Linked DNA regions of Homo sapiens: region 2 is linked to region 1. A link is an interaction called in ENCODE POLR2A ChIA-PET data of the cell type or tissue named here. Cell type or tissue: MCF 10A. All regions are shown on one strand. Each heading gives the region's core, and the rest is flanking DNA. Links, peaks and the distances in the headings are about the cores only. Region 1 holds the start of BNC1 (basonuclin zinc finger protein 1). Region 2 holds the start of LOC105370934 (a long non-coding RNA gene).

Region 1 (15,530 bases), core at 4,761-12,760:
AGCAGAAAGGAAAGGGGGAGAGGGTTTGCAGAACAGAGACTATTTTATTTAGTCCTACCAATCTGGCCTGAGACAGGCTTTCATATCTGCTTTTATAGAGAAGAAAAGAGGGGCCAAGAAGGCTGACTTCCTCAGCCAGTTTCCAGTTGCTAGGAATGAGCTATCCCTGGGTCACTATGACTGCAAAACCAGAGGTTTATCTGCTACCGTATCTCATAGCACAGAAGCCACTAAGATGAGTAACCACCAAAGGAATTAAGACAAGCACACATCACAACTAGGCTACACAATGCTACTGGCACGATGAAAGAGGCAGAAAAAAGTGCCTGGGGGTCACAACAGGGCAAAAGCACATCGAGTGGAGGCTTGGTGGATCAGGGAAGGTTTCTGAGATGTGGTGACATTCCAGAAAGTCCTTCAAAGATGCACTGTGTTACAACAAACAGAGAAGGAGGTGTTAGAAGAAAGGCCTCAATACGGGGGCACGGAGGAATGAGAGGTAAGCAGTTTAGATGCGGAATGAATCTAGCAAAGCTACATCAAGAAGTTAGCCACGTGAAAAAAAAAAAAAAGAATCTCCTCCCACGGCAAGGTCCATCACGTGAGGCCAGGAGACTTCAAGCCTACAAGGAAAGGCGCCACACATCAGGCCCAGGACACTCACCTGTGTGTCCACCCCAGGAGAGGCAGAAGGACCCGCTGGACCCCAGGACGCCAGGACGCCCAGACACCCACACATTCTTCCTCGTACACCTTGTTCCCTCCTTTCCCTTCTCTTCCCTTCAGAAGCCTTCCACCTGCCTGTGCCTTCCATAGCCACAACCAGGCACACTCTGGGTGGCTGAGGGCAACTCACTTCATCTTCCTTTTCCTCTCAGAGAGGGAAGGAAGAGCTTTGTTTCCTTTTCAAGGATCCCCACCAGCAGCAAGGCAGGTGGAAGAAACTGAGGGAAGAGGAAGCAGGACCCCCGCCGCCCCCCCAGTCTAGCCTTTACAGACTCCTTTTAAGGAGCTGAAGAGGTTGGGAGAGGCTTGCCCTGCCCCGGGGCAGCAGAAACCCGGGCGCTGCTGCAGCAGCTGTGGGCGATCTCCGTCAGCTCCTGGGCTCCAGGATCCTGCGGCCTCAGCCCCTCCGCGTCTACTCTCGGGGCCACCACCTCCAGTTGGCTTCTCCAGGGCACTTCATTTCATTCCGTCCCTAGCATCCAATAAGACGCGAAAAACTTAATCCCATTTTACAACTGAAGCCACTGAGGCCCAGAGAGCAAAGCCATTTGTCCTGGGAAAGTGGTCAAGCTGGGACTTTGACTCTTCAGACCACCCAAGGGAAGGGGTGTGTGTGTGTGTGTGTGTGTGTGTGCGTGTGCGGTGGGGGGCGCTTGTTTTGAGTTCTTAAGAAAACCTCCTGGCGACCCCCTTCTTCCACATCCCAAGACGCTCGTCCCGCACTTTCTCGGGAATGAGGTTTCTGCAGGCGAGGGCGGCGCTGCCTTCTTCCTCCGCGGCAGTGAGACCCCGAGGGCGCCCCAGGGTAGGAGGGGAGGCCGAATCATCTCCTGAGAAGAGCGCCAGAGAACTTCAGAGCGTTTCGCCCTTCCCCGGGAGAGGCAAACACCGACACGTCTGTGTCTTTTACCAACAAGTGCCTTCAAGCCCGGCGGGGGCAGACACCTCCGCGCCGGCCGCCGGCGAGGTCTCCGCGGTCTGCGGGGGCCACGGCCTCGCCTCAGCTGCGCTGATTTAGGGCGTTATCCGGTCCCGGGGCGGGAGGCGGCCTCCCGGGCGGCGAAGCAGCGCCCGCGGCGTGGGGCGACCGCGCGGTGGGCGGAGGGGCAGGGGGAGGGGCGGAGAGGCGTCCCCGGGGCGCAGGGGGCGGGCGTGCGGGCACACGCGGTGCGCGGCGGGGGCGGCCATCGTGCTGCGCAGCCTGGGCGCTTGGGGAGCCGCCCACTTCGCCGGGTCGCGCCCCGACGGCCGGAGCGTGGATGCGGCGGCGCCCGCCGAGCCGGGGCGGACGCGGGGCGGCCCGGGCCCGGGAGACGCGCCGGCAGCCCCGGCACCGCAGCGGTCGCAGGATGGCCGAGGTAAGCGCGGCGCCCTCCGCGGGCGCGGGGATTCTCTGTGCGCGGAGCAGGCGGCCCGGGACGCCGCTGGGCTCCGGCTCCCGTGGGTACCCGAGGGCCACCTCCCGAGGGCCAGCTGGCTACCTGCGCGGCAGCGCGGCCCCGAGGCGCGGCGGGAGGGACCGTGGTCTCCGGCCGGGAGGCGGCGGCGGGGGGGTTGGGGCTCTGGGACCCGTCCCTGCCCGACGTCCCGGAGCTGGCAAACGGTCTCCGCGCCGGATCTGCGGGCGCGTCGGAGGTGCCGGCGGGCCAGCCTGTGGAAATCGGCGGCGGCACTCGGCGGGTACCCTACACGCCACTCTCTGCCGCCCGCACCCCAGGCTTCAGCCCAGGACGTTAGGACTTGCTGTTTCCACCTGTGGGGGTCGACCCCTTCTTTTTTTTTTTTTCTTTTACCTCAGAATTTGTGAAACAGCTGATATTTCACACTGGCCGTCTTTCTCTCCGGGGATTGTTTCTCTGGAGAACGGGGCGCGCGGCAGCCTCCGGTCACTGAGGAGAACTGCGGAGACGGGCGGGCGGCCGTGAGGAGGCTCCCGTCCACTGCGGGACAAATCTTTTGTAGAGCAACAACAACAACAAAAAACAAAACAAACCCACAAGAACAAAAAACCCACGACTGAAAGTCGCTATTTAGACAGGTCCGGTCCGAAAGCTTCCGGGACACAGACCGAGCGTTGACCGTGTGCGGGGCAGATTTGACCAGCTTCACTGCGGACCCTGGAGTCCTTGTCGCGGCTCCGCGCGAGGTGGCCCGTCTTTCAGAAAGCGCTGGGACGGGGCTAAGGCGCTTGGGCTCTGGGCTGGAAGCCGGGCCGAGCCGCGTCCGCCGCTCCGAGGTTTTCCTGGAGTGACAGGAAGTGGGCCTGGGCTGCGGAGCCCGCGGCTGCGCCTGCCGCTTCCTTCAGGGGTTTGCATGGGAAGCGCCGGGACGGGAAGCCCCCGGCCCCCGACTTCGAGCTCCCTTAACAGTCCCGCCCAGCCTGGCCTTGGGACCTGCGAGCGCGTGGCTCGCCCGTCTCGGGAGCGCCCCGTCGGTTCCGTGCTGGGAGCCGGGCGGCGGCGGCGAGGCTGGGGGCCGCGGGCGGAGAAGGAGGAGGCCGCTGCGGGGTCTCCCGCTGCTCCTCCGGAGCCGCCGCCCAGACCCGGAGCCCCGCCGCCGCCTGGCTTTGCCGGAGTTCCTCGGGATTTGTCAGCCAGATGTGACAAGATTGTGGCGAGGCGAGTGAAGGAGATCTGATATTAATCAGCGCGTAGCTCCGAGCCAAACTTTCACAAATGCGGTGTAGAAACATGTTCTTCTCATTTAAGGCATCTCTTTGTGGCTGCGGGGCTGCCACCGCTCCGAGTCTGACAGTTAAGTGGAATGCCATCTCCCAGCCTTAATTGTGTGAGTGAAGTTGTGTGTGGTTGGGGGGCGGGGGGCATCAGACGCTCGGGGGTTCGGTAACGTCCCCTGGTTTTATGGCTGTGCTCGCCTCAGTCCTCTGAAGGCCAGGGCATTTAAAGCGGCCCAGACGCCTGGTCTCAGCCAGGCCTCTTGCTGTTAACACTTAAGGGGCCTAAAAGAGGCCCCACCGGTGTCCTGGGAATCCCTGTCAGGGAGAGAGAGAGTGTGTGTGTGAGGGAGAGAGAACATGTGTTACTGCATAGGACCACAGAGCAGATGTAGCAACAATTTTTTTAAAAATATATTCTTTTCATCAAAGCGACAAGATTTTGGCTTGACAGTAAGTGAATTGAAAAACAGCATTTGGCAGATTTTTTTTCATTCGCTGTTTATTTAATTTGCTATTCGATTTTATGGGATCTCTTGATAAGATTCTAAGTCTTCGACCCTGAGTTTGCAAATACGTGTTAATGTATTGAAACTTTTGTTCAGTGATGGATACACTGACTCTCTTTTCATTGATCCCTTCCCAGATTCGTTGATACATATTAAAACCTTGTTAAAATAGTTTGTCAAAATAAAATTTTGTACATCATATAAAAGAACATTACTTCAGATGTTACAAATTGTACTGGATTTGATTTGCTCTTTAAAGAGGTGTGAAAAGATGGCTTCTCCTTTTGTGATGATGAATTTTAAGAAATAACTTTATTCTTTTTGGCATACTTTCAGATGGTTAAAACGAATAAGATACGAGTCATCGTTTGATTTCTCATCTAATAAGTTTGCTAACTAATTTCACCAAGAAACTATTACTATTTCAAGTCAACTGTTGGTTGAACGTGTTCCTGTTGTAGTTAAATGCTGAGAAGAGGTGGTGAAATCTTCACCTAGCACACATGATGCTCACACTTTGGGAACTCGTAATTATGTTCAGGCATCTGCATAATTTAATTTGAATATCATCTGTACCTATAGTGTCCCTTCAGACTAGTAAGGATTTAGGGACATTCTCCTCCTTCAGAAAGTGGTTAAAGTTCTTTGGCCATTGATACCTACAGTGATCTGTTTGCTGTGGTTATAATTCTCATTAGAAATATTGACTAACATGAAGTAATTGCCTTGGAAGCATGAGATTTACTGGAGGGCTATTTTATGTTTTATTGCATCTCCCCCATGTAGCAGTTAGGCCTGCATCCCAGGCCCATGCCCACTTTCTGTACCTCAAGATCATCAGATTGGAAAGACGATCCAACCCGATAGATGAGAGAGAAAAGCCATACAGGTTTCCCTGTGGAACAAAGTAGTTGTCCCTAAGCACACATTTGTCATTTATGAATGCCTAGGGATAAGTATAAACAGGGAAACATTTTAAAAGTTCAATTTGTCAGTAAAATTAAACTGCAGCTTATGGAGTGGGGGGCAGAAGTGTCTTTTAGCTTCTGTATGTGGCTTTAGAAGTAATTTTGATGTGGCCATTAAAAGGGATGCCCTGAAGGTTCCACAGGGTAAATTACTTACAGGAGTGTGCTTCACCCCAGGGTGAATTTTCTCCTCTACAGATGTCATTTAGAGTGGGTTACTTTTGTCAGAAACTGTCCTTTTTAGAAGGAACTGAAAATACCTTAGCTAAGGTAAAATCTCAATGATGAGCCACCCATCTTTTTAGTATCTAAAATCAAGATTTTAGGGAGTTGGTACTTTTCTTTTAATTACGTAATTCCAAGTGTTCTACTGCAGAGTTTTTGTTTCTTTATTTTTGATGACTTCTCTGAGAGATGTTAAAGATAACTGGATTCTGCTCAAAAGAAGCATCTGGAAAGCATTTCTTTTTCCTTTTAAACTGGTTTCCACCTGAAAACCTTATTTCTGCATATCTTGTCATTCTTTGAAGTCCTTTTCCTAATTCTGGAAATTCCAAGCTTCCACTGTGGCACCATTTCTCTGCACGGACACATGCCTATTTCAGCCGAAGAGGGTGGGTATAAACAGAGAACAGACTTGTTTCTCCAGGGTCCAATTTTGGGCCTTCTCAAACCTCACATAGTTAGTTATCGGCAAACAGACTGTCACTCTTGCCGTCTACACATGGACTCATTATTATAAACCAGCCTAACAAATCACAGGAGGACTCTGCCTTGGGGAAATGATAATTTCATTCAACTAATGTGAAACAAAAGAGAGATGGAGAAATAAAATGTGAGGGTCAGGTCCAAACAGCCCTGTCCATAGGGAAATAGTTGCCTCAGGTAAACTCTTAATTCAGGGTTCTAACATTTTTTCATATAGTTAGATTAGTTTGATGGTCTCCTACAGATTATTTGTGTGATCCTACCAAATACTCAAACCTCAAATTTCTTTTCTAGTTGTACATCAGCTTCCGGAAGTGTTGTCCTTTTTCTGTAGTCCTCTAATTGTTTCTTGCATTATTCATTATGAAGGTAAAATTTTTATACTGTCAACTCTTAGCATTTCATGATACTTCACACTGAATTTGAAGCAAGGGATCAGGATGGCATAATTAACTAAGTTTGATCTTTTCTTTTTAAAAACTTAGTTTCAAAAACCTAGTTCTCAATGAGTCCCCAAAAGAATGTTTTACAAAATCTTACTTAGAAATGTTCACAATTTCGTCTTTATTTTGTATCAGCAGCAGTAGTGAAGTTGCATTGCTTATGTAACTTAGGTAAAATTATGCTAAAGTGTAAGTGTTTTGCTCTGTATTTTTTTCCTCAGGCTGATTCAACTATGTTCGGAAAGTTCCCTTTACATGCAATTAATATCTTTTGGTTTTTTGTTATCAAAGGTTTCTAAAGATTACCTCTGAGGTTTCCCAAATTAGGTTATAAAGGAAAAAATATATCCATATAATTTACATTTCTGTACAGTTCTTAAATTTTTTTAAAGAAGAAATATTTGGCTTGGCTTTTAAGGTAGTGTTTGCATGTTTTTCAGCTATTTCATAGATTTTCAGTTTTTGAAACTAATAATTTTAAGAAAAAAAGCACAGACATTAAATTATTTTGGCACACAGTTTATACTTTGATTCATAGACATCAAAAGAACAAGTATTTTCCCCATCACAGTCTTTGAACTAAGCAGCTAGAGAACACTACAAATGTGTCATGCATACTTTAAACTCACAGGTAGACTCAGCCCAATCAATATCTGTCACTTGAAGGAGCTCTACCTCCCACCTGCCCTTTCTCTGCCAGACCCTTCTCCATGCCCTCAGTCTTTGGTCTCTCATTTCATCCTCATACTTGGAGTGAGAAACCAGATTTTGTCCATTCTCCTTTAGTGTTGTGTTTATATTGCAAATGCTGACTACCTGGTTTCTGAGGCTCCCCACATCTCCTTTTAACCATGCTTGTGGTAAACAGTGCCTCCCCATTGTAGAAAGCCAATGATCCTATGAACCCAATAAAGAGACTCCTGGCTGCTCATCTGGACAGCCCAGGCCCACCTTATTTTGTCTTTCAAGGTAGGTCTCACTGCCCGTAACAGAGACCTGTGCTCTGTGGCCCAGGCTCCTTGGCCTGACACATATGTACATGTTAAGCTTTACATTGTACCTAGGCTTGTGGTATTTCTTGCATGCACTGATGAGAGCATGCCTTCTTCCTGGAGGAAGCCCTCTCTGGCCTCTCTGTACAACCTTGACTTCTCCATTTCTCCTATCCCACTCAAACTATTTAATTTGGGGGAGAGTAGGAGTTTGACTTATTTTTTTCACTTTTTATTATAGAAGATTTCAAACAATCAAAATTAGAATGAAACTTGATGTAATATGTGCTTGGGGATTCAACAGTTACCAACTTTGGGCCAGTCTCATTTCATCTGTATTTCCTACCCATCATAACCAACACTAGATTACTTTAAAGCAAATCCTAGGCATTATATAATTTCATTCATATATATTATAATATGAAGCTCTAAAATACAAAGGCTCTTTTTTAAAAAACCAGGGCAATATACCATAGAGCACCTAAAAAATTAACAATAACTGTAATGTCATTAAATTTCTAATTGGTGTTCAAATTTCCTTGATTACCTGACAAACTTTATATTACAGTTGGTTTCTTCAAATCAGGATTCAAGTAAGGTCCGTACATTGTCTTTTTTAATATATAGGTTCATACTTTACTTTTTTCCTTGCAATTTATTTGTTGAAAAAGCTGGATCATTTGTCCTGTAGAGTGCTCCCTGGTCTGAATTTCAATGATTATTTCCTTGTAGTATCATTTAAACATTCCTGTATCTCCTGTATATTCTTAAATTGGAGTTGAGTAAGAGGCTTGATCCAATTCAGGTTTGAACTTTTTTATCAAGAACACCATATGTGTGGTGGTATGTATCCTTCAGTCCAGAGACAAATGGCCTCCTATTTTTCATTAGGAGTTGCGGAATGGTGATACTCCAGTTCTTCATTTATTTGATCCACATTCAGAGATAATCTTTGTCTCATCAATGATTTTTTTACCCTGAAATACAGGTTATATAGCAAAGGATACACATTTGATTTTTTTCCTTTGTTTACCAATTTTCAGAATAGTTAGTTGGTTTCCTAGCATTTTCTAAAAGTGGCCAATGAGTTTTGTTTGTTTTGAGTATATTTTGAATTCCTAGATTTTAACACAGTGAATGACTCATGCTAATTTTTGACAAATCATATTCTCTACTCTGCTGTTTTTGACCAACCCAGTTGTGTGATTTTTTCTTGCAGTCATTCAAGTCTTCCCTAGTGTCAGACACTGGCAATTACTCATCTTTGTATCTCCATGAAGCTCCCCATGGTTACCAAGTACATAGTAGATGCTTTAGAAACAAACAAATAAAAACCTTGTTAAATAAATGATTATCATTTTCTTAAACTATTAGTGGAAGATGATGGCATGATGTGTTGAGTGTCTGCCCCATGTGTGTTTCTCAAGGTCAGCTAAAGTCCGACACTCTCACCTGCAGATAAGCTGCCTCACATTAAAGGACTTAGTGGGCTTCACCTCTCTTCTTCCCGGTTGTCCTTATTACCTATTTGGCAAAGGGTGATACTATTTTTCAGAATCCTAGTTGTACCTCTGTGGGTTTTCATATGTAAGAAAAACAATGGGAAACTTAAAAAGAAAAAGTGAAAGGAGTGAAAAGTGAGAGGTGGGAAGGTAAGGAGAAAAAAAAAATCCAGTTCTAATAAGGAAAGTAAGAAGTGCAGAGGCAAAGTAGCTCCAAAGAGCAGTGGGGTAGAGAATTAACTCCCACCCTTGAATGATGCAGTTTCCTAAACCAGGAAGGCTAGCTCTGCAGCCACAGAAAGAGTAAGAATGACAATTTCACAACAGGTTAAGTGAAGCCAGGCTCTCCACCTAGACACCAAAGGTAGCCCAGCTGCTTTAAAAGATGTCTTGTTTTATGTGTCCTGATTGGCAGTTTTTGATATGCACGTTAGCAACAATTATCTATATTCAACATTTAAAAAGTACTACTTAGAAAAAACTGGCCAGGCGCGGTGGCTCATGCCTGTAATCCCAGCACATTGGGAGGCCGAAGTGGGCAGATCATGAGGTCAGGAGATAGAGACCATCCTGACTAACATGGTGAAACCCCATCTCTACTAAAAATACAAAAAGTTAGCCGGGTGTGGTGGCATACATCTGTAGTCCCAGCTACTCAGGAAGCTGAGGCAGGAGAATCACTTGAACCCGGGAGGCAGAAGTTGTAGTGAGCCAAGATCCCACCACAGCACTCCAGCCTGGGCGACAGAGCCACACTGTCTCCAAAAAAGAAAAAAAGTGAATCAGGAGTTCAAGACCAGCCTAAGCAACATAGTGAGACCCCCGTCTCTATAAAAACATTTTTTTAAAAATTAGCTGGTTATGGTGGCATGCGCCTATGTGAGATTTGGGAGGGCGAATAAAGTGGGAGGATCCCTTGATCCCGGGAGGTAGAGACTGCTGTGAACAGTGATCACTGTCCTCCAGCCTGGGTGACAGAACAAGACCCTGTCTCAAAAAAAGAAAATCCTGAAGCATTTTTATTGTAAACTTGGTGGCTGTTAAAAAGTGATTTGTGGTTTGCCAGACTGGGTTTTTAAATTTAAAGTTGAAGAGTTACGATTTTTTTCCACTGAGAATCTGGCATAGCCTTAGAATCTCACACGTAAGAGAGGACCACAGACTCTAAAACTTAACTTCGGTGATCTCTGCTAGTGAGTCATTTTCCACGTGGTTTTTACATGGCCCTCTCCATAGTCAACTGGAAGATCAGTGTGTAAACTAGAAACTGCATTTGGCTGCAAATTAAAAGAATTCCTAAATAATAGTTGCTACTCTTTCTTCTCAGCCATCCTTAGGGCATGACCTCGGTATTGCCTCATAGTCACAAAATGGTATCTGAGCTCCTGCCATCAGGTTCTTGTTCCAAGAAAGAGGAAGAGGGAAAGGCAGACAGGTCTTACAGTAGAGTCATCTGCTATTTATGAGGAGTTTTCTACAATACTTCACCCAACAATTTGTATTGTATACCATTGGTCAGTACTTAAGTCACCTGACCACCAACTGAGACTTGGAAATTAAATTTATTTTTACTAAGGCATATTGGGGAAAAAGATAACTGGGGGAAAAAGATTAATAATCAGTAAGCATAGTACAGTTCTCTCATTGATTTGTTCAATCATTCGTTTACTTTCTCAGATAATACCAGTGGAGGGCTTACCAAGTATCAGGCCCAGTGCTAAGTGTTGGTTTGGAGTTTTAGTTGTTTCATTGCCTCTTGCAGGAATGATTCATTGTGAAGCAACTTTTTTAGGGGCTTTTACCTTAGATATTTTTGGTAGCTCTGTGCAGAGTCGGACAACCAGAGCCCAGAAGACCGAAGAACTTACTTGTTGTGGGTCTGGCAGCAGTAACAGTCTCACTGTTTTGATTGATTGCTTCAGCTCCCCATCTGTGTATCCACATTAATATGGCTAACAGGCCTCTGAGGTAGGCAGGAGTAGGTTTCCAGCCCACATGATGGCCAAAGGCACCAAGGCATGGAGCTGAAGTTTTTACATGGCTTAACTGGAAGTAAGACATAGGTTGAGGCCAATCCTAGGTTTTACTACCTCTCAGTGAAAGGTGCCCGGTGAGGTGAACGGGAAGGGGCTCGGGCTCCCCAGCCCTGCAGCCAGAGGTATCTTTTTAACAGGGAGATTATATTCATTTCATACATAAAAAAAAAAAGGCTTACTGTTAAAATCCAGACTCCTTCACCTGCCCCACAAGGTCCTATGCACAGTGGTCTCTGACACCTGTCTTATTCTCATTTTCTGCTAATAACCTCAACAACTTCACTCCAGCTACATTGGCCCCTTAACTCTTCCCTGAACACCCATCTCTATTGTGCCTGAGAGCCTTTGCACTTGCTATGCCTTCTCCCTTAAATACTTCCTCTCTCTCCAGTCTGCACATGACCAACTCCTTGGCATGCCTTGGGACTCAATTCACATGTTACCTCCTCAAAGGCTCTTGATGATGACTCAATCTAAAACATTCTTACTCCTGTCCCTATCCCTCCATGCCACCCAGTTAAATCATTAGCATAGCTTTCTTCTTAGTTTTTTTTTTTTTTTTTTGAGATGGAGTCTCTGTCGCCCAGGCTGGAGTGCAGTGGCACAATCTCGTCTCACTGCAACTTCCACTTCCCGGGTTCAAGCAGTTCTCCTGCCTCAGCCTCCCAAGTAGCTGGGATTACAGGCATGCGCCACCACGCCTGGCTAATTTTTGTATTTTTAGTAGAGATGGGGTTTCGCCATGTTGGCCAGTCTGGTCCTGAACCCCTGACTTCAGGTTCCCTGCCTCGGCCTTCCAAAGTGCTGGGATTATAGGCGTGAGCCACTGCGCCTGGCCTCTTCTTAGTTCTTTCATAACACTTGCCTTATTCTGAAATGATACTGTTTGTTGTTCATTTCCTGTCTCTGCCCTTTAGAATATAAGCTCCTTGAAGGTAGGGACCTTATCAGTTTTGTTCAACATTTTAATCTGTAGAATTTAGAACAATGCCTGGCTCATAAATGCTCAGTAAATACTTATTCAATGAATGAAATGTCTTTACTGTGTGGAACTTTAATGTCCCCATCTGCAGAATGTGTATGATAATACCTAACTCTGAAAGTGGTTGTAGGAATTAAATGAAACCATAACTGTAGTTAGCACCAAATACTGATATTTCAAGGCGTAATCCTCCCCTAGTATCCAAATTTGAGACCATCCCAGTAGCCTGTAAGTTCTTTACCTTCCTCATCTATAAAATCGGGATAGTAATACCTAATCTCCCTGGGTAGTTGTGAGAAAGAAATGAAATAATTCTTGTACACTGATTAGTACAGTATCTCACATGTAATAAATGCTCAATAAGGCTCACCAACTGCGTGACCCTGGGCATGTTACAAATCTTCCATAAATTTAAGTTTCTGAGAATAATTCTCTCCTCACAGTACTGTAGTGAGGTTTAAAATAGATCACATGATAAACCACGTCAAAAAGCAGATGCTGGAAGGGTGGCTAATCTACCTACCATTGAACTCAGCCTTGTCCAGTAGAGCTTTCTGTGATGATGGAAATGTTGTGTATCTCCACTGTCCAATAGAGTAGCCACTATCTACATGTTGCTACTATGCACCTGAAATGTGGCTAGTGTGACCAAGGGGCTGAATTTTACATTTTATTTATTTATTTATTTTGAGATGGAGTCTCACTCTGTCACCCAGGCTGGAGTGCAGTGGCGCGATCTCAGCTCACTGCAAGCTCCGCCTCCCAGGTTCACACCATTCTCCTGGCTCAGCCTCCCCTGTAGCTGGGACTACAGGCGCCTGCCACCACGCCCGGCAAATTTTTTGTATTGTTTAGTAGAGACGGGGTTTTGCCGTGTTAGCCAGGATGGTCTCAATCTCCTGACTTCGTGGTCCACCCACCTCGGCCTCCCAAAGTGCTGGGATTACAGGCGTGAGCCACCGCACCTGGCCATTTTATTTAATTTTAATTAATACAAATGACTCCCTTCAAAGGGCCAGTGCTGTGAATCTGGGAACCCCAAAATTCCCTCTTCCCCTTACCAGTTAGTCCCCCAGGAATATCCCCCTGGGTTTATCTTCAGTGAAATGAAAGTATATGCACATACTAGAGATGAAAACAGCCTTGAACTAAACAGTTTTTATTCTGAGCTCAATTCAAATCCCATGAGAGACCTACTCTGTCTGGCACTGAATATCTATGTATATACCCAACTATGTGCCTAGCCTGATCACTGCCAGGAATTCAACTCAGCATCTCCTGACAAGAGGCCTGTGGTAGCATCTCCTCAAGCCAAAGGTAGAACAGGGTGTCCGAGAGACCAAGTGGGTCCAGGAGCGTGCCTAAAAACTAGGTCATAACTTTCTATCCCAAGACTGCAAAACCCAATCTTCCATCACATACTAGGTGTGTCAGTAGTTTTTAGATAAATGAGAAAACGATAGTTACGAAAAAGCAAACCAGGATTTTGAATGTTGATTTGTAGCACATCAAAGTGATTAATAACAATTCTGAAAATAGTCTGATTAAGATGAGTGCATTAAAAAGCAATGATTGTGTCTTGATGAGTTCAGAATGTTGTAAACATCTGCTTTATGTTTCTGAAGAATGGAACAAGAATGGATTCCAAAGGCTATACATTTTAAGAGTTTTCCGTTTTGATTTACATGAGTACTTTTTGTCCTGTAATTAGAATATTTTCATTTAATTTCATTTTAGAAGTTTTCATTTATCTTTAGATAATGGTGCTGTAATTTTACTATGTCGTGGAGTTCTAAGATGGGTGGAAAAACCCAAGGGCCTTGATATTGGAAGTTTTCTTAGACACTGTAATTAGCTTTTTTAGTTCATAAATAATTCCTCTGAGATTTATTTCCATAGATGTTTAATGAGCTTTATTAAGCCTTATTCAAATGGGCTCATGGAGAACCACAAGAATATTTCTCATAAAGCTGCATTCATTCATTGAATTATAGACAAAATTATTTAAAATTATCCCGAAACTGAAGCTAAAATTGCCCCCAAACTAAAACTATAGGCCCCAAATGCCCATGGGAGTGGTATAGGCCCCCCCCCAAGGGCATTTGGTAGTGTCTGGAGACATTTTTGGTGGTCACAACTGGAGGGTAGGGTGTAACTGGCATCTGGTTTGTAGCAGTCAGGGATGTTGATCAGATGTCGTACATACAGAACAGCCCCCCACTACAAAGCATTATCCAGCCAAAATGTCAGTAGTGCCAAAGTTGAGAAAACCTGACCTAGGTGACGAGATGCAAAAAATAAGTTTCAGTATTAATCTATGAAATGTGCTTGGAATTGTTCCCTCTATGATTTTGCTGTGCTGAACCTGAGACAGTCACCTGGTTTCCTGGGTTGCGTGAGCCTTTTGAGCAGAGTCTTCAGGAAGCATGTGCTTAAGGACATCTCTACTTCTGGTTAAAGCAGGTCTTATTTTCCAAATAAGCAAAATGTGAATTTACTCATATAATTCCAACATCTTGTTTTTAAAGAGTGAATGGGGCCTGGTGCAGTGGCTCACACCTGTAATTCCAGCACTTTGGGAGGCCGAGGCAGGTGGATCATCTAAGGTCAAGAGTTCGAGACCAGCCTGGCCAACATGGCAAAACCCGTCTCTACTAAAAATACAAAAAAAAAAAAAAAGCCAGGTGTGGTGGTGCATGCCTGTAATACCAACTACTCAGGAGGCTGAGGCACAAGAATCACTTGAACCTGGGAGGTGGAGGTTGCATTGAGCCGAGATTGTGCCACTGCACTCCAGCCTGGCCAATAGAATGAGACTCCGTCTCAAAATAAATAAAAATTTTAAAAAAAGGAATGGCATTTTGAGGGATATAATCCAAAATAAGAACTTTTCTCCCTTTTAAAATTTTTCTGTAAAATGGTCATATTTATAGAATCAAGATTGTGAAATATTTCAGAGGTTTAGTACTGAGTGTACTGGTGCTATTGAGAATGTAGCAATAATTGGTTCATCCGTGAGCTGATGTTCAGAGGGTTGCAGCCAAGTTTGAGATGCTGGACAACGTTTTAGGTGTATTACAAACTAAGTTAATCGTGCCTTTTAGAATTTTTGTTTTGACAGTGTGTAATGTAAATTCAACCATCACTCACTTGTATCCTTTAACTTACATTCAAGGTAACTATATAATTATGTATATAGGTATACTTACATAGATGTATACTGTTCATGTATTTAATACATTTGTATGTGTATATGCAAGTAGAAACTCTGTAACCAAAAAGTAAAATAGTTTCTGTCATTAGAACAGTGTTTCTTGATTTTTTTTCATTAACCTCCACACCTAAGGAGATTTTAGACATTTTTTCTTAATTGTGCCTCTCCAAAGAAATTTTAGGATCACACCATTGCGATATAGGTTTATGTATGTATGTACATCTGTGTTTATACATAGAGTAATTCTTTCACCCCCCAAGACCAATTTTTATTCCTTTGGGGATGATAGCATCACCCTTGAGAATGCATGCATTATTAAAGTGAGTGTTAATCACATGGAGTTTTTTGTATTATACTGTACAGTTTACAAGAGCAAAACCTTTTCTCCCACATTTCCTGTTTTTTGGTAGCCTCTTGAATGGATTAGGTAATGCTGTTGCTATTTACTGTACACCTCAGTTTTAAACAGCCCTATTCCGCATCACCTGAAAATGCCTAGCTGCAGCTGTGTTCAAACCCATTCTAGTCCAAAATAAATCGTAGAAGACAGTCAAATCATGAAAAATTTAACCTGTATTTAAGCAGGGTCACTGGTTTTTTTGTTTTGTTTTTTGAGGCAGAGTCTTGCTCTGTTTCCCAGGCTGCAACCCCTACCTCCCAGGTTCAAGCGATTCTCCTGTCTCAGCCTCCTGAGTAGCTGGGTCTACAGGTGCATGCCACCACACCTGGCTAATTTTTGTATTTTTGGTAGAGACAGGGTTTCACTATGTTGGACA
Region 2 (15,530 bases), core at 4,294-12,293, 87 kb before region 1:
CACCCTTGTTCAGGGAGATGGTGTCATAAGGTGGTCTTAAAGTGCAGGTTGACCTTTGCTGAGTCCAAGCTCCAACACCCCCAGGTAGGAGTTCCTGGAAGTAACCTCCCCTCTCTGAGGCACAGTGTGATGGAAAGGACAGCATCCAGCTTGCAATACTGGATGAATTAAATCAGACGCAATCTACCACACACCCACCACAGTGCCTAGCATTTCAATAAGGGTGCTAAGTAGATGTGATTTCTCTCTAAGCTAGAAGGGGTTCTGTAGGAGTGCTGGACCACACACGAGGCTGGCTCAGGCATGCTTTTGCATTTGTGAGGCAGAGACAGCAGATGGCACAGCGCAGGGCAAGGCAGGGCAGACACGTGGTTCTAGTGGCTTAGCAGCAGGCAGCTCCCCTTGCCGAATCTCGGATCTCTATGTGGTTTGTGAAGGGACTGAGGCAGGAGGGGGAGGCTAGGGCAGAATTGTAAGAGCTTTGCCTTCAGCAACTAAAGAAACGACACCTCAATTAGAAAGAACTGTCTGGAATGTAGAAAGGTCAGGAACTTTGGGCGAAAGTAGTCGAGTCATTTTGGAATTTATAGTTGAAGCAAGTGCAGCCTGGGTTGGGTAGGGGAGGTTTCTGAGTGAAGCATAACTAGGCTTGAATCCCAGCTTGACCAGTTAGCTGAGGGAGGGTGAGTGTCGGTTGCCTTATTGGAGGAGAGAGAATAATAACACCTACCCTGGGGACTGTGATGAGATTGTGCAGACAAGGCACCTTGCTCAGTAGCATCTATCACTCTCAGGCAACAGTAGGTCAGGAATCCCTCGGGTCAGGAAAGCAGAATGCCAAACACTTTGGAGAAAACACAGGCTTAACCATGGCTTTACCTAAGGGAAAATATTTCTTGAAAAAGGAAATCCTGGAGGTAACATTTTGAATAATGCAAGTTAGTACCAAGTTAGGAAAGCCATATGGGAAGTTCTCTCATTAGCTCAGGTATTAAAAGCCCATGTCCCACAGATGGAAGGAGGTCACATTTCTTCTTCTTTACCACTCTACCATCTTCCAACTTGCCCTCTACCCTTCTTCCCCATTCAACTACCATCCCACCTCTCCCCTTACCTTGTTCAGTGACGTTTATTCAGTGTCTACACTGTCTACACTCACCTGCCACTTAATCCCGCCTCAACCAATCCGCCCACTCCCCCACCCCTCTAAGGCTGCCCTTGCCAAGGTCACACAGGGACCCACAGCCTCTCCATACATACTTCTTACCTTCTCTGGCCTGGGCAGCATTTCTGTTCAGTTCAGAAAACATTTATTATATACCTGCCCTGTTCAGGGCACAGGGAATCCTCAGGTGACTGTCTTCCTCTTTCTTTTGTTTTGTTTTTTGTCTTTCTTTGAGACGGAGTCTCGCTCTGTTGCCCAGGCTGGAGTGCAGTGGCGCGATCTCGGCTCATTGCAACCTCCGCCTCCTGGGGTCCAAGCAATTCTCCTGCCTCAGCCTCCTGAGTAGCTAGGATTACAAGCACCCGCCATCATGCGCGGCTAATTTTTGTATTTTTTTGTAGAGATGGGGTTTCACCATGTCAGCTAGGCTGGTCTTGAACTCCTGACCTCAGGTGATCCGCCCGCCTCAGCCTCCCAAAGTGCTGGGATTATAGGCATGAGCCACTGCGCCCGGCCCACTTCTTTTTTCTTAAAATTCCCTTGGCTCTTGACTTTTACAGCACTTTCCTTTCTTTCTCCCCTCTCTTCTGCGGGTTCATCTTGCCCAGTCACTCTTTAGGTGGACTTCCATCCTGACTCCCTTCTAATCCCAATTAACAGACTCTTTCCAAGAAAGTTCACCATCAAATCCAGCCCAGATCTCTCTCCTCAGCTGTTGACCCTCATTTCCTGCTTCCAAGGGACATTTTCAACTGAGATCAAGGGCACCTCAGATTCCACTTGTCCGATTTCACAGGCCCGCTGGTCTCACCACACTCTCTCATAGGTTTGGTGGGTTTTAGAGCTGTTTTCCTAAGGCCTGGGAGACCTAGGGCAATCTCCTGCTCTCTGCTCCCCGCTCCCCAGCCTCCCAGCCCCCTTGCCTGCTGCCCTTGTTGTCTAGAACAGGCTTCCTCCCTCTTAAACTGGCTCCTATTTGCCATCCTCTTGGGCCTCCTCGTGGAAGGCCCCTCAAAATTAGCTGGTTGGCTTGTTAGAAATGAAGGTTTCTTAGTACCCACCTTGAACATCTTTTCAAATTTTGAGAGGGAAGGCCCTGTTTGTACATTTTTACGAAGCTCCCCAGGTAATGACAATGCCCTCTCAAGTTGAGAACAAGAGAAAAAAGAGAGGATACATTCTAGATGAATTACAAGCACCAGTGGGTAGGATTTAACAATTGTCTGGATACAGAATGTGAGGGAGAGGGAAGAAAGAGAAGCCCTCCAGAATTTGAGACTGGGAGGATGACATACCAGTGAGTGAACTATAGGAGCCCTAAAATGATTTTTTGTGGGTGAAGACATTAAATTCGGTTGTTTTACCTTCAGTTTGCCACGCTAAGGAGACCTGAGTAGAAAATGAATGAAAAACATTGCCAAGGTCCTTTCTGAAATTACTTGTGTAAATTCAAAACTATCTTTTATTGTTTTCCTTCGCCTAATGTTAAAACCCAAGTTGTAAACCCAAATGAAGGGATAATACAAATGATCTTAAAGTAGACAGATCTGTGTCAGTGTTGACTAGCAAAAGGGGAGAATACCTGGAATTGAATTAAAGCATGAGCTGTAAAAGAAGCTGCTTAATTAGAGCTCAAACTTATCAGCACATCTCTTTCTCCAAGTATTTTCTAAAACAATTATCCTAATTTATGTTTTTGAATTGCAAAAGGAATAGGTACCCCTGAACTCTCACCTGCCACTTTCCAAAAAAAAATTAAGTCTTCTTGGAGAGTCTCTTGAAAATGCTGTCTTGTATTGGCACAGATGTTTATTTGTATTTTAAAATAAGACAACACAATGTATTGATAAAATCTACCTCTACAGAATCAATGCCATGGTCACTGAAATGCAAGATTAAAGAAAAAGTGTGTTTCCTAATTGTTTATACTATAAAGTTAATCCATTGAAATCTGAACCCTAAAATTATAGTTCAGTCTTAACACGATCTAGCAATATAGAAAATTATAACTGAATACAAGGTTTAAAGTTACGAAAGAGAATTAGAAATATAGCAACTGAACCACTGATGATTAAAGAAAACTCTATTGTAAAGACCCAACACTAAGTGTTTCATGTTAACATTTGCTATTTCAAGACTTGTGCTTTTATAGATACGAAAGTATTTAAATTTGCTGTTATATTCTTTATGGCCTTAAATCAGCAAAGCCCAAGCTTCTCCATGACCAGAACCAAATGTTATTTTCTAAAGAAAAGAGCTGCAGGATCAGGGAGGTGTCAAGCAATTCATCAGAAGGAGGAGGACAAGAAGCCAAGACAAACCTTGACTCTTTAGGGCATAGTGCATACTTAACCCTTTATCATAAAATATAAACACTTTTTTTAATGGAAAGAACATTTCTGAATTCATGTTTTCTTCTCAGTTTAAAGATAATTTGAAGTCCTAAATTCAAGTTTAATAACCAGAGATAGAACAGATCATTAGAGCTAGCAATCAATTGCAGGGTCCTCCTTTACAGATGAAGAGTGTGGGATGGGGCAACAGTGAGCCCAGGTCAGTGGCAGAGCTAGGAGCACCTCCCGGGGTCCCAGCGCCCTCCCGCATGTGAGCTCCCACATGTGAGGCCATCATCTGGAGCCTTCTACTTCCACGCATACTTTTTTTTTTTTTTTTTTTGAGACAGAGTCTCTCTCCTTTGCCCAAGCTGGAGTGCAGTGGCACGATCTCAGCTCACTGCAACCTTCGCCTCCCGGATTCAAGTGATTCTTCTACCTCAGCCTCCCGAGTAGCTGGGATTACAGGCGTGTACCACCACACCCAGCTAATTTTTGTATTTTTAGTAGAGATGGGGTTTCACCATGTTGGTCAGGCTGGTCTCGAACTCCTGAGCTCAGGCAATCTGCCTACCTTGGCTTCCCAAAGTGCTAGGATTACAGGAATGAGCCACCATGCCCGGCCTCCACGCATACTTTTAAACTGAATAAAAGCAGTGCTTCTCATTCTTAAGGTCTCCAATGGACACCATCAGAATTAACTTTAACACGTGTCCAAATCCTGGAAATAAAATATAGATGGTAAATTTTGCTCAATCAAAAATTTTGCTCAATCAAAATTTTAATTTTTTAAAGCTAAAACATTCTTCTCATGACTGAACAATTTTCATTTTGAAAAGTTCAGTTGTGTATGTGTGAGTTCATGATGTCATAATGGAGATTGGGTTCAATTCAATAAAGAGATATGAAAGACCTATGTATTGGCCCCATTCTAGAGACGGTGGAGGGCAGAGAGAAATGACATGGAACTAACCTTAAGGAATGCACTATCTAGCCAGGAGACAGACATACAGCCAAATATGTAAGACGGTGGGATAACTCTAGCGGAACAGTTGTGTGCTGGAACCAGCTAGCCAGAGCCCATCTCTGTAGTGAGTGTGCATCTCTTCCCAAGTCTGCTTTTAGCGTCTTCACATTCATGGCTTGAAGGTGGCCATGGTGGGAGTATTTACACCACAGAAATCAGCAAATGCTATGCATCAGGGCCCTAGGAAGGCCAATTATGAAACACCAGCATATGACAGGATAGAAGATGTCAGAGAAAAGGTGCGTTTTGCAGAATGGAAATCTCAGTTTGGCGAGAGCTTTGGATGGAGGAGTAGGCAGTAAGACGAAGGGATGCCAGCTAGAAGGAATACATATATAGAGGCATAGCATGCTTAGGAAAAAAAAGTAGATCAGTGGCTCTCAAACTTAAATGTCCATCAACATCACCTGCAGGACTTGTTAAAACACAAATTGCTGGGCGCTGCCCCCCAGAGTTTCTGATTTAATAAATCTGGGGTAGGGACTGAGGATTTGCATTTCTAACAAGTTCTCAGGTGATACTAATGCTGCTGGTTTGGAGGGCCCCACTTTAAGAACCAACAGAAGTAGATGATGGAATACTCCATGCCATGCCAAAAAAAAAAAAAAAGAACCTGGGATTTTCTCTAGCTCCTCACCTTTTAAAATGTGTTCCAGGGGCCAGCAGCATCAGCATTTCTGGGAGCTTATTATAAAAGCAGACTCTCAGGCCCCCACCTCAGACTTGTTGACTCAGAATCTACAGTTTAACCAGATCACCAGGTGATCGTTATGTGTGTAAAAGTTTGATAAGCACTGCTCTATCAAGCCCACTGGTTCCCAGCCCGGGCCTGCACATTAGAATCCCCTGGAGAGGCTTTTCAAATGTACTTGTGCCCAGGTCCCACTGTAATGCACTTGATTTAGGATTGCGCCAGGGCATGGGTATGGTTTCAGAGCTCCCCAGGTGATAGTAATGTGCAACCAGGGCTGAGAACCACCGCTATAGGCATCACCCTCAGTTAGGAGAAGAGCTCCCCATCAGGGCACTGTAGTGAACATTCTGTGATGGAAGTTCGAAAGAGCAGCCAAAAGCTGCAAAGCCATCACTGCCTGCTGAGAACAGAACTGGAGCAGGGGCAGGCAGATTACTCTCTTTCATGCTTCTCCCCTCTCACCTCACAAATCTCTCTTCCTTTTGCTTGCCTTTGACCTCCTATTCTTTTAGTTTCTCTTTCGCTCTCCCTTAATGATTATATAATATTAGTTAATTTAAAAATTGGTTATAATTATATAACTATATAGCTAATTATATAACTATATATTAATTATATAGTAGTTAATATAAAAACACTTTCCACATGAGCATATCATTTTAGTATGTAAAACACTGAAATGTATATAGTCGACCCTTGAACAACATGTCCACTTATAGGCAGATTTTCTTCTGCCTCTGCCACCCCTGAGACAGCAAGGCCAACCCCTTCTCTTCCTCCTCCTCCTCAGCCTACTCAGCGTGAAGATGACGAGGATGAAGGCTTGCCTTTTTGATGATCCACTTCCCCTTAATGAACAGTAAATATATTTTCTCTTCCTTATGATTTTCTTAATAACATTTCATTTTCTCTAGCTTACTTTATTGTAAAAATATGGTATATAATACATATAACACACATCATATGTGTTAATCAACTGTTTCTGTTATCAGGCTTCAGGTCAACAGTAGTTAAGTTTTGGGAAAGTCAAAGATTAAACCTGAATTTTCAACTGCATGGAAGTAGGTGTCCCGAACCCACAAGTTATTCAAGGGTCAACTGTATTTAGTTTTAACATATGGAATGTTATTAGATAATGTGAAAAGGAGATAGCTTAAAAGCCCTTGTATTCTGAAAGCTACGTGGCTTTCATGTGCCATTTTAATAACAAGTAAATTGAATGTTTTGGATTTCTGTCTCTGAAACAAAACCAATACAACTACTAGTTGAGAAGCTTTGTATTTGCATATGGCCCTTGACAGACCCGCCACCACCCCCATCCCCAGACACACACCTCAGAATTTGACCCTAATCGAAGTTCTCACCCTATTTTAGGGCACGTGTCTATGCAGTGTGTACTATGAGAGCACACTTAGTGCAGTTAGATTATGTAGTCTTCTGGGACAGTTTGGCCATTCTAAGGGGCTTTGCCATACAATAAAAGCCATTAGCACTGAACTTCAAAGACATTAGGCTAAGTGAAAGAAACCAGACACAAAAGACTACCTATTGTATGATTCCATTTGTATAAAATGCCCAGAAAAGGCATACCTATAGAGACAGAAGGTAAATTAGCGGTTACCTGGGGTGGGAGAGAGAAATAACTGCAAATGGACACTGCGGGTTTTTGGTGGGGGGAGGGGATAGAAATGTTCTAAAATTAGATTATTCCTATTGTGGCACAATTCTATAAATATATTCAAAAACTATCTAATTGTACTGGTAAAATAGATGCATTCATTGATATGTAAATTATACCTCAATAAAGCTACTTAAAAATAGCAAATAACTAAAAAATTAGCACTAAATATTTCTCCACCTTAAAATAAGTTCTTTCACCCTCGTCCTTTTCTAGTAATATCCGGTGAAGACGAAGGAGCAAAATGGTTTTAAGGCAGACTCACTTATTTAAGAGAAGTATATATTCCCATTGCCGGTGGTTTGATACCATTTTTATTTGCTTTCAAGTACACTGAGGTCTGGCAAGGCAAGGAAAGGAGGGAGAAGGGGGAAAAAAGGAGGAAAGTTTGAAAAGAAATAAAAGCTATCGAACTTTTTTTTTTTTTTTTGAGACGGAGTTTCGCTCTTGAACCTGGGAGGCGGACGTTTTTAAAAACAGCTGCCTGGAGAAGCGGCCGGACGCAGGGGAAGGCTGCGCTGCCGGAAAGGGTTAACCCCGCGGGCGCCGACATCTGGCAGGAGCGAGGGCGTTGGCAGAGCCCGGTCCGCCCGTACCAGTCTGTACAGGGGAACTGTCCCGCCTGCTGATTTATCATTCCCTAATGTCACGGGGATGGGATGTTGAAATTGTGGCTAGAATGTGAAATACGAAAAACACGAAGATTATGATTTAGCGTCTGGGGAAGATCAGCGTTAGCCTGCAGAACAGCTTGTAAACGGGAGGCATCCTTGGCCCTAGCTTGTGGTTTTTGACTCCAACACTCAAGCTGGGGATCTGGGCGGGCAGAGCTTTCTTGGGTTAGAGCAGACAGGCAAAAGTGGAATTAATAAGAGCAAAACCACTTCTGTGCTGCTATGGGGATAGTGCGGGCGAGCGCCAGGAGGACCAAAGTAAATTTTAATTAAACAGAGACCTGATGTTGAAGGATAAATAAAACAACGTGGGGTGTAAACAGCTTAAATCAGGGATTCAAATGACACCTGCGGGTGTCTAGACATGAGGTGCATCCTGATAATTTATAGTCTCGGAGAAGATGCAGATGAGTAGGATAATATCTGCAAATTTTGCTCCTTAAAAGAAGTAATAGCTTGAATTTTAAGGAGGTACTAAATAAGGGAACTAAGTGGGAGAATGATTTTAACAGTTATCCGTGGAGGAAAAGGGGTTAGCAAAGAAACACAAAACTACATGTGTGTAAATCTTGCATTAAAAAAAGTAAAAGATCAATGCTTTGTGTGATTTCTTGCTTCCCTCCAAGGATTTACATAGTGTGTTGAAGTTTTTCTTTTCTTTCTTTCTTTTTTTTTTTTTTTTTTTTGCATTTCCATCTTTCAGCATGCCCCTATTTACAGGGAAAAATGCAGTTTCCACATTGTTTGTTGGTTATCAAAATAAGCGTTGACAACCGCTCCCTCAATGCTTACAGTTTGTTTTAATTACTTCCTGTCATACCAAATGCATCTACCATATGGATTTTAAGAATTGGCCTCAAGACATGGGCGTGCTGTGTTGAAAGTTAAATAGGACAGCTTGACTACTGAATCTTGAGGTTCATTCATTTGTTCATTTATTTATTCATCCAGAAAAACTACTGCCCCAGGCACTGTACAGAAATGAACAAGTCTGCCTGCCTTCACAAAGCACGCTATCTGCTCAATGGGATGATATGAAAAGTGTGTGTGTCTGTGTGTCTGTGTGTGTGTGTGTGTAGCTGATAGCCAGCTAGAGTACTGAGTCCATTTTGCAACAATAGGTGGAAATATATATAAAGGAGTTATTTTTCTGTCCAGCAATATCGGGCAGTGGAACTTTGCCAGAATTCAGTACTTCAGATAACTGAGGATAATCATTCTTAAGAACCAATTAAAAATTGTAAAAGAATGTTTGCTGGGAATCACTCTAAAATATAGCACTTACTCCTCTGCCTTCCTTTCATTTGGTCATGATGACCCTTGACTACAGTTGCTTTGATACAGGGAGTCAGGGGCCTGGGAGGTTTTTGTTTACTTGTGTGTTTATTGTATGTCACAGTTTCATCCTTATTGTTGTGTGATTTGGGGCCATTAACCTCGCTAACTGTGCTTCTTCATCTGTAAAAGGAGGGGGTGGACTTCACTAGAAGTTCTTTAAAGGCCTGTTCTAGTTTTGATGTTTGTTGCTTACCTTGTGCCATCAGTAAAGTCCCAGTGCCTTTACACCGTGGAAGGTATCGCGCCCCTTTGGAAAACGCCCCTAGTATGTGATGACATGGGACCCTTGTTAGGATCAAGGCTGTGCTTGTTAGAATTGTGTCCAAGGTACCTGTAAGCATGTTCTGAGGGAGGCTGTGTGAAGCTCTTGGAGGTTTCCAGGTCATGAACTCGACGGCCGTTGTGAACTTGTTAGGATGCTCACAGGCTTCTTTTTTTGTTTGTTTGTTTCTCTCTCGCTCCTATTTATTTATTTGGCTTATTTTTGCTTTCGGTCATAGTCTGGAAAATTGAGGTCACTTTAAACCTTATCCCTAGATAAATGGGGTATAACTAGACATATACACCTTCCAGTTGTGCTATTACAAGGCAGAGGGAAATTTTTCCTACTGTGCATCTCTAAATTTCCAGAACAATGGCACAAAATACATTCCACTTTTCTGTGGGTCAGTTTAAGTTAGCTTCTTCTCTAAAACTGCTATCAAGGAATTCAGCAAACATTTATTAAGTAGGCACCTTCTCTGCTCCAGCCCTGGGAGAGTTGCTGAAAATAAGAGAGATGAAAAGCCTGGTCCCTAACAGGGTGAAGTTCCCTGGTATATGCAGCTCACTGGCATAATGTCATGACACAGCTCTGCATGGCCCGCTGGTCCCACCACACTCTCTCATGGGTTTGTAATTCAGATGCATTTGTATGTTTTGCCCCAGATAAAGACCTAAAAAGTGCAAGTGAAATCCCACTGTTCTGTTAAAATAGAAAACGTTTGATGTCGCCTATATTTATGCCTTTTCCAGATATTTTATAATTAAAGGGTTATTGTTATTTGCTATCATAACAATATGATGTAATACATGATTATTGTGGAAATCTTGGAAAATACAGAAAACTTGAAAAAAGGGAATACAAATCTGCATGAGTTGCCCCACTTAGAGGCAACTACTGGCAACATTCTGGCCTATTTCCTTCAGGTCTATATTCTTACTTACTGAGGCACTATGCTAGTGACACTGCAATGAATGACTGCATCCTCCTCTCAGAGCTCACAGCTTAGAGACCTTGTGTTAAGTGTGATGACCTGGAAGTACAAAAAGTAAGTAGGAGGGACTTGACCTCGGGGCACTTCCGTGGACTCTGGGTTTAGGAAAGGGTTTCCAGAGGGAGAGACATTTAAGTTGAGACCTCAGGGCACTTCCATGGACTCTGGGTTTAGGGAAGGGTTTTAAATTGAGGGAGGGACATTTAAATTTATACCTAAAGAATCAAGGGAAGTTGTCCAGGAGATGGAAAGGGTGGCAATGGGGGGAAGGTGTGAGTGAAACGTGGCTTTGGGGTGACTGGAGGGCAGAGGGCAGGGGCCTCGAGGAGGAGGAGTGATAAGAGATGGTGCTGCGGAGGTAAGCCAGGCCCCAGGCAGGGAGCTTATCAACCCAGTTATTAATATTCTGTAGCAACAACTTTGGGTCCTGAGTCTTTCTGGTTTTATTTCATTTTAGATTCTGCACTTCATACCATAGCATAAGCTTGTTTCATAATAATATAAATTATTTTAATGGATATATAATATTCCCCCAATGCATGAGGCGTCATTGACTTAACTGTGCCCCTTTTGTTGAATATGAATCTTCCAAGAATTTAAAACAAAAAAAAGAGTGTTTTTTTTTTTTTTTTTGGGCTTCACATTCCACTCCCCTTATAGTTCTCCATGGTCTCCAGGTAATGGTAAAACTGGAACATTCTAAGCAAGATAGATATATTCATGCTCTTTTACCCCAAATCAGAATTTCGACTATCAACCAGAATCCACTGCCTCATGACTCCTGGCAGCAGCTGTTAAATTCCCTTCCAGAAGTAGAATCAACACAGCTTTCATTTCTTCCTCTAAGCAACCCACTCCTGCATCCAAAGAAAGATAAATGCACAGAACCAGTTTCTAGGTAGTACCAAGTCCCCTCTTCCTTCCTCCACTGGTCTCCCCCTCCTCCCCTTACTCTAAAAAAAAAAAAAAAACAAAACTAGGATCAGAATCAGTTGACAAAATATCAACCTTTTATTAAATAAAACACTTTAGAAGAAAGAATCATCGCAGACAAAAATCGTGTATGACAAAACACACTCTTTCATCCCTCTTAACCCAGGAAAGTTACAAGCACTCATTCATACCTTCATTCATTCGTTTATTCAACAAGTACTTACTTGGTGTTAGGCCACCCTCTGAGTATAGAGTAAGGGCCAAAACCAACCTGGCTGCTGCCTTGCAGACCCTACAGCTGAGAAAAGAGTCTGACGTTCCACAAATAAACATATCAGCAAGCATTTTATGACCTACGGTGGTAGGTGGTGCTATGAAGGTAAACAGATGTGAAGGAAAAAGCATAGCAAATCTAAGGAATTGGAAGGAGGCTGTGGCTGCGCACAATGAGAGAGTGGGAGAATGTTGTCAAATGAGCAAAAAAGTTTTCTCATTTTTTTTCCTCTTTCTCCTTAACATAGCCATAGAACGTCCTGTGGGAGATGGAGTATTTCTGCCCATTTGGAAACTAAAATGTTCATCTTCAGATTGGGTGGGCTTGGCAGTGGGGCAGGGGAACACTTCATGTCACCTTCGATTTCTTCAGCCTCCTATTTCCTTTGGTCTTTAAGGCCCTGAGGGTCAGTAGCCTGGTTATGAAGGCAGCTCTCAGGAAAATTAAAATACTAAAAGCACACATGAATGAAGAAGTTATGTTTATGTAGGTGCCATTTATGTACAGCTCATTGGTTTCCCTTCTGTTGGTTGTTCTTTAAAAGTATATTGTGAAGATAGAATGTTATTGTGAGCACAGTTGTTAATATTAATGTTATATTTGTATTAGTTTGTTCTCACGCTGCTATAAGGACAGGCCCGAGACAAACCCCGGTAATTTATAAAGAAAAGAGGTTTAATTGACTCACAGTTCTGCATGGCTGGGGAGGCCTCAGGAAACTTTCAGTCATGGCAGAATGCACCTCTTCATAGGGCAGCAGGAGAGGGAAGAAGGCACCTCTTCACAGGACAGCAGGAGAGAGAATGAGAGCAGAGTGAAGGGGGAAGCCCCTTATTAAACCATTGGATCTCATGAGAACTCGGTTACTATCATGAGAACAGCATCAGGGAAACTGCCCCGATGATTCAATTACCTCCTACCGGGTCCCTCCCATGACATGTGGGGGATTATAGGATTACAATTCAAGATGAGATTTGGATGGGGACACAAAGCTGAATCACATCAATATCCAACACCTGCAGATTCTCAGGGAAGTAAGATTACCTTTAGACTATATTATTGATGTACTCTGCCTAACCAAAGCAGTTGGAACTCTTTTGGTTACAAGTGACAGAAAACCCAACTCAAGTTGGATTAAGCAAAGAGGGAATTTGCTGGCTCATGTGACTGGATAGTCCTGGGCTAGGGTTAAGTGTCAGGCACAACTCAATGTGGGGGTCAAACGATATTATTAGTACTCAGCACAGCTCTGTTCTTCCCATGTGTTGACTGTTCTCAGACAGTATCTCCCCTCGGGGTCAGAAGGTAGCTGCTGCAGCTCAGCTTTAAATCCCGTAGTGAAAAGGGAGCTGAAGACAACCAATGCCCACCCCGGGAGCTGGGAGGTGAGGGGTGGAAGGAAATCCACCCAGTGCATATGGCTGAGGGTGACGGAGGCAAGGGCCCTGCAGAAAATGCAAGGTATTGAACTTTTTTTTTTTTGAGACGGAGTCTCGCTCTGTCGCCCAGGCTGGAGTGCAGTGGCCCGCGGCTCACTGCAAGGTCCGCCTCCCGGGTTCACGCCATTCTCCTGCCTCAGCCTCCCGAGTAGCTGGGACTACAGGCGCCCGCCACCAGGACCGGCTAATTTTTCGTATTTTTTTAGTAGAGACGGGGTTTCACCGTGTTAGCCAGGATGGTCTCGATCTCCTGACCTCGTGATTCACCCGCCTCGGCCTCCTAAAGTGCCGGGATTACAGGCGTGAGCCACCGTGCCCGGCTTGAACTTTTCTTCTTAAGAAGAAAGGTAAATCCGTCTAAGACTCCTCCTGCCCCCTAAAAAAAAATCACTATACCTCAAACCTAAAGTCTGATAGGACCCATTTGTTACTTGATAGAAGAGAAACTCAAGAGAATGGGCCTTTGTTACTTTCTCAGGAAGCTGAGTTGCAAGTTGAATGTGGGCATCCTCCTTTCATTTTGTACCACTTATTTTCAACCTAACAGAATTTCCTTGAAATGTTCTGATATTTGCTGGGCACCCTTACCCAGCTACCAGTACCAATCCAGACTTACCCTATTTTTATGTATCTCCTATCATTTCATTTAGACTGGGAAGGAAGGGCCATGTCACCCTAAAAACTGAGTCTACCGTTTTTCGCTCATTCAACTTTGAAACACAGCTTGTCTTCCTGTTTGCAGTTGTGAGGGAGCAAGAAATGTAAAATTTTTTGCAAAACGTTTCAAATACTGGAGACTCACTAACATCCCATTTCTGGCAACACCTAGCGGAAAGGAGGACGCAGTAATGAGCAAAACCGTCCTGGGGAAAAGAGCACAGGAGATGAAGTGTAAGTCGTTACTCCTCGGTGATGCAGGGTCCAAGCAAGTCAGGGCTTCTGAGGGAGGCTGCTGCCAAGGGCTCTGACTTGCCTGCCCCGTGGGCCAAGGCTTGCCTTAGCCACAATAGTTTACTATGCCCAGACAAAAAAGGAAATTCATGAACAGAGAGCATGTCAAGTGTATGGCCACTGCCAAGAAAGAGAGCCAGAATCTCCCGGTCGGGCTTTTCCTTGGCCTTTCCGCTTTCACAAGGGTGGAGCCGGGCCAGGTGAACCAACCTGAGCACCTCTGGTACAAGCCTGCGGCTTGCTTGGGAAAGTGAGTGCTTGCAAGGGCTGTTTATGGCTCCTCAGCCTGAATGAGGATGCCCATTGTCACAGAGCTGTGTGTATGCTGTGTGTCTGCCCATCCAGGTTTGCGGGCAGAAGACATGCATGCCTTCCTTGGAGGGTGTGGAGGCTGGATGTGGCTTTCTCCAAACTGTTTTACCTTATTTTTTCCTGTGATGCCCGTCTGCATAGCATCTGCCCTTTTACTTCAAGAAGCTTGCTGGAGAAGATACTAAGGGGCCACATAACGAGGGTGGAGCCACACAGTGTCACTTAGAGCTTAAGGACAGTCAGCACCTCTGGGCTTAGACTAGACAGAACCCATTTATGTGATATGACAGAAGAGAAACTCATGGTATAGAAGGTCTTTGCTACTTTCTCAGGAAGTTGAGCATCTTCCTTTCCTTTCGTGCCAAATTCAACTTAATTTATGAATTTGGCCGAGCCTGACCCCTTACCATACCTTGCCCACTTTCAGGCAGACCATGCACCAACATGGGGAGGCAGGCACTGGAATACAGAAATGTTTGCTGAGGCCGTTTGATGTGCAGGAACATCCAAAGGATAAGCCTGGGGCCCTGATTCCTTTGCTAACTAGGTGGGTGGCATTGGGTGACTTTCTTTCCCTCTATGGGCCACATTCTCTTCAATAGTAAAATACGTAACGGTCAAAATGATTTTCATGGCCTGTATAATTCTGACATGCTAAGACAGGACAGTGCATAAAAACTCACAGTTACCTAAATCACCGTTCTAAGAGGAAACGGGAAAATGCTTGACCATTGGAAGTTCTCTTTCTCCCCCACCCAGGGCCATTGCACAATGCTAGAAGTGATGTCTGTCTCCCATGATAGAGTGAGCACCTCCCTGATGGGGCTGGGCATGGCATAGGGCTGCACATCAGCATGGAGGCCTGGGCTCCCTTTGTACTGGCAAAACACCCAAGGTTCGCTTGGATTCAGGGACCATCCCTAACCTGTCACCATGTGGGAGGTACCACATGGAAGACACAGAGATATAGAAAATACAGTCTCCACCCTCAGGATTTCTAGCTAATCTGAGCTTCTTCTAGTTATTCAATGCTTCTCCTTTTTCTTGTTTACTTCTAAGCTTTGCACATGCTGTGGTCTCAGCCTGAAATGCTCTCTTTGTTGCCCTGTTACTAGGACTGCTATGTACAGCTGTGCAAGTTTCATGCTGCATAATTCTAGATCTGTTTATATAAATGTATATGGTGCCCTCAGAGATGTGTAGTGTACAACTTATACAACTGCACAGCATGGCTCTAACTGCCACCTCCACCCCATTTCCCCTATCTGGGTGTAGCTCATACTCATCTGTTTTCAGCTTAGTTATTACCTTTCATTTCCTTCTGACCATATTCCTTTCTTCCTTCTCTCCCTCTCTTTCTTCCTGTCTCTCACATGTATTGACCACCTACTTTGTGCCAGGACCTGTGCTAGGAGCTGGGTATACAACTGTAACAAAAGAGAGTCCCTGCTCTTGT

What was found. ChIA-PET counts read pairs that join two places held together with the same protein. Peaks named below come from ENCODE experiments on the same cell type or tissue, not always from the same donor. Only the 100,000 strongest peaks of a DNase experiment are listed, where the experiment ranks them.
Region 2: POLR2A ChIA-PET joins it to region 1 with 30 read pairs; 3 of 35 experiments call an interaction of 5 or more read pairs at or near these places.

The regions. Positions count from the first base shown.
Region 1 is chr15:83,271,084-83,286,613 of GRCh38, reverse strand. BNC1 (basonuclin zinc finger protein 1) reads left to right here and starts at 1,950. Exons shown (of 5, transcript NM_001717.4): 1 at 1,950-2,084. The coding sequence starts at 1,986. BNC1-AS1 (BNC1 antisense RNA 1) reads right to left here and starts at 2,602. Exons shown (of 3, transcript XR_932542.3): 1 at 2,520-2,602. RefSeq lists enhancers at 789-1,289, 2,059-2,559. In MCF 10A, for the core only: no CTCF peak of the experiment used is centred there; a DNase peak (open chromatin) is centred at 8,243.
Region 2 is chr15:83,357,602-83,373,131 of GRCh38, reverse strand. It overlaps LOC105370934 (a long non-coding RNA gene), which reads left to right and starts at 4,416. Exons shown (of 3, transcript XR_932546.2): 1 at 4,416-4,764; 2 at 6,010-6,078; 3 at 7,331-8,094. In MCF 10A, for the core only: no CTCF peak of the experiment used is centred there; a DNase peak (open chromatin) is centred at 7,511.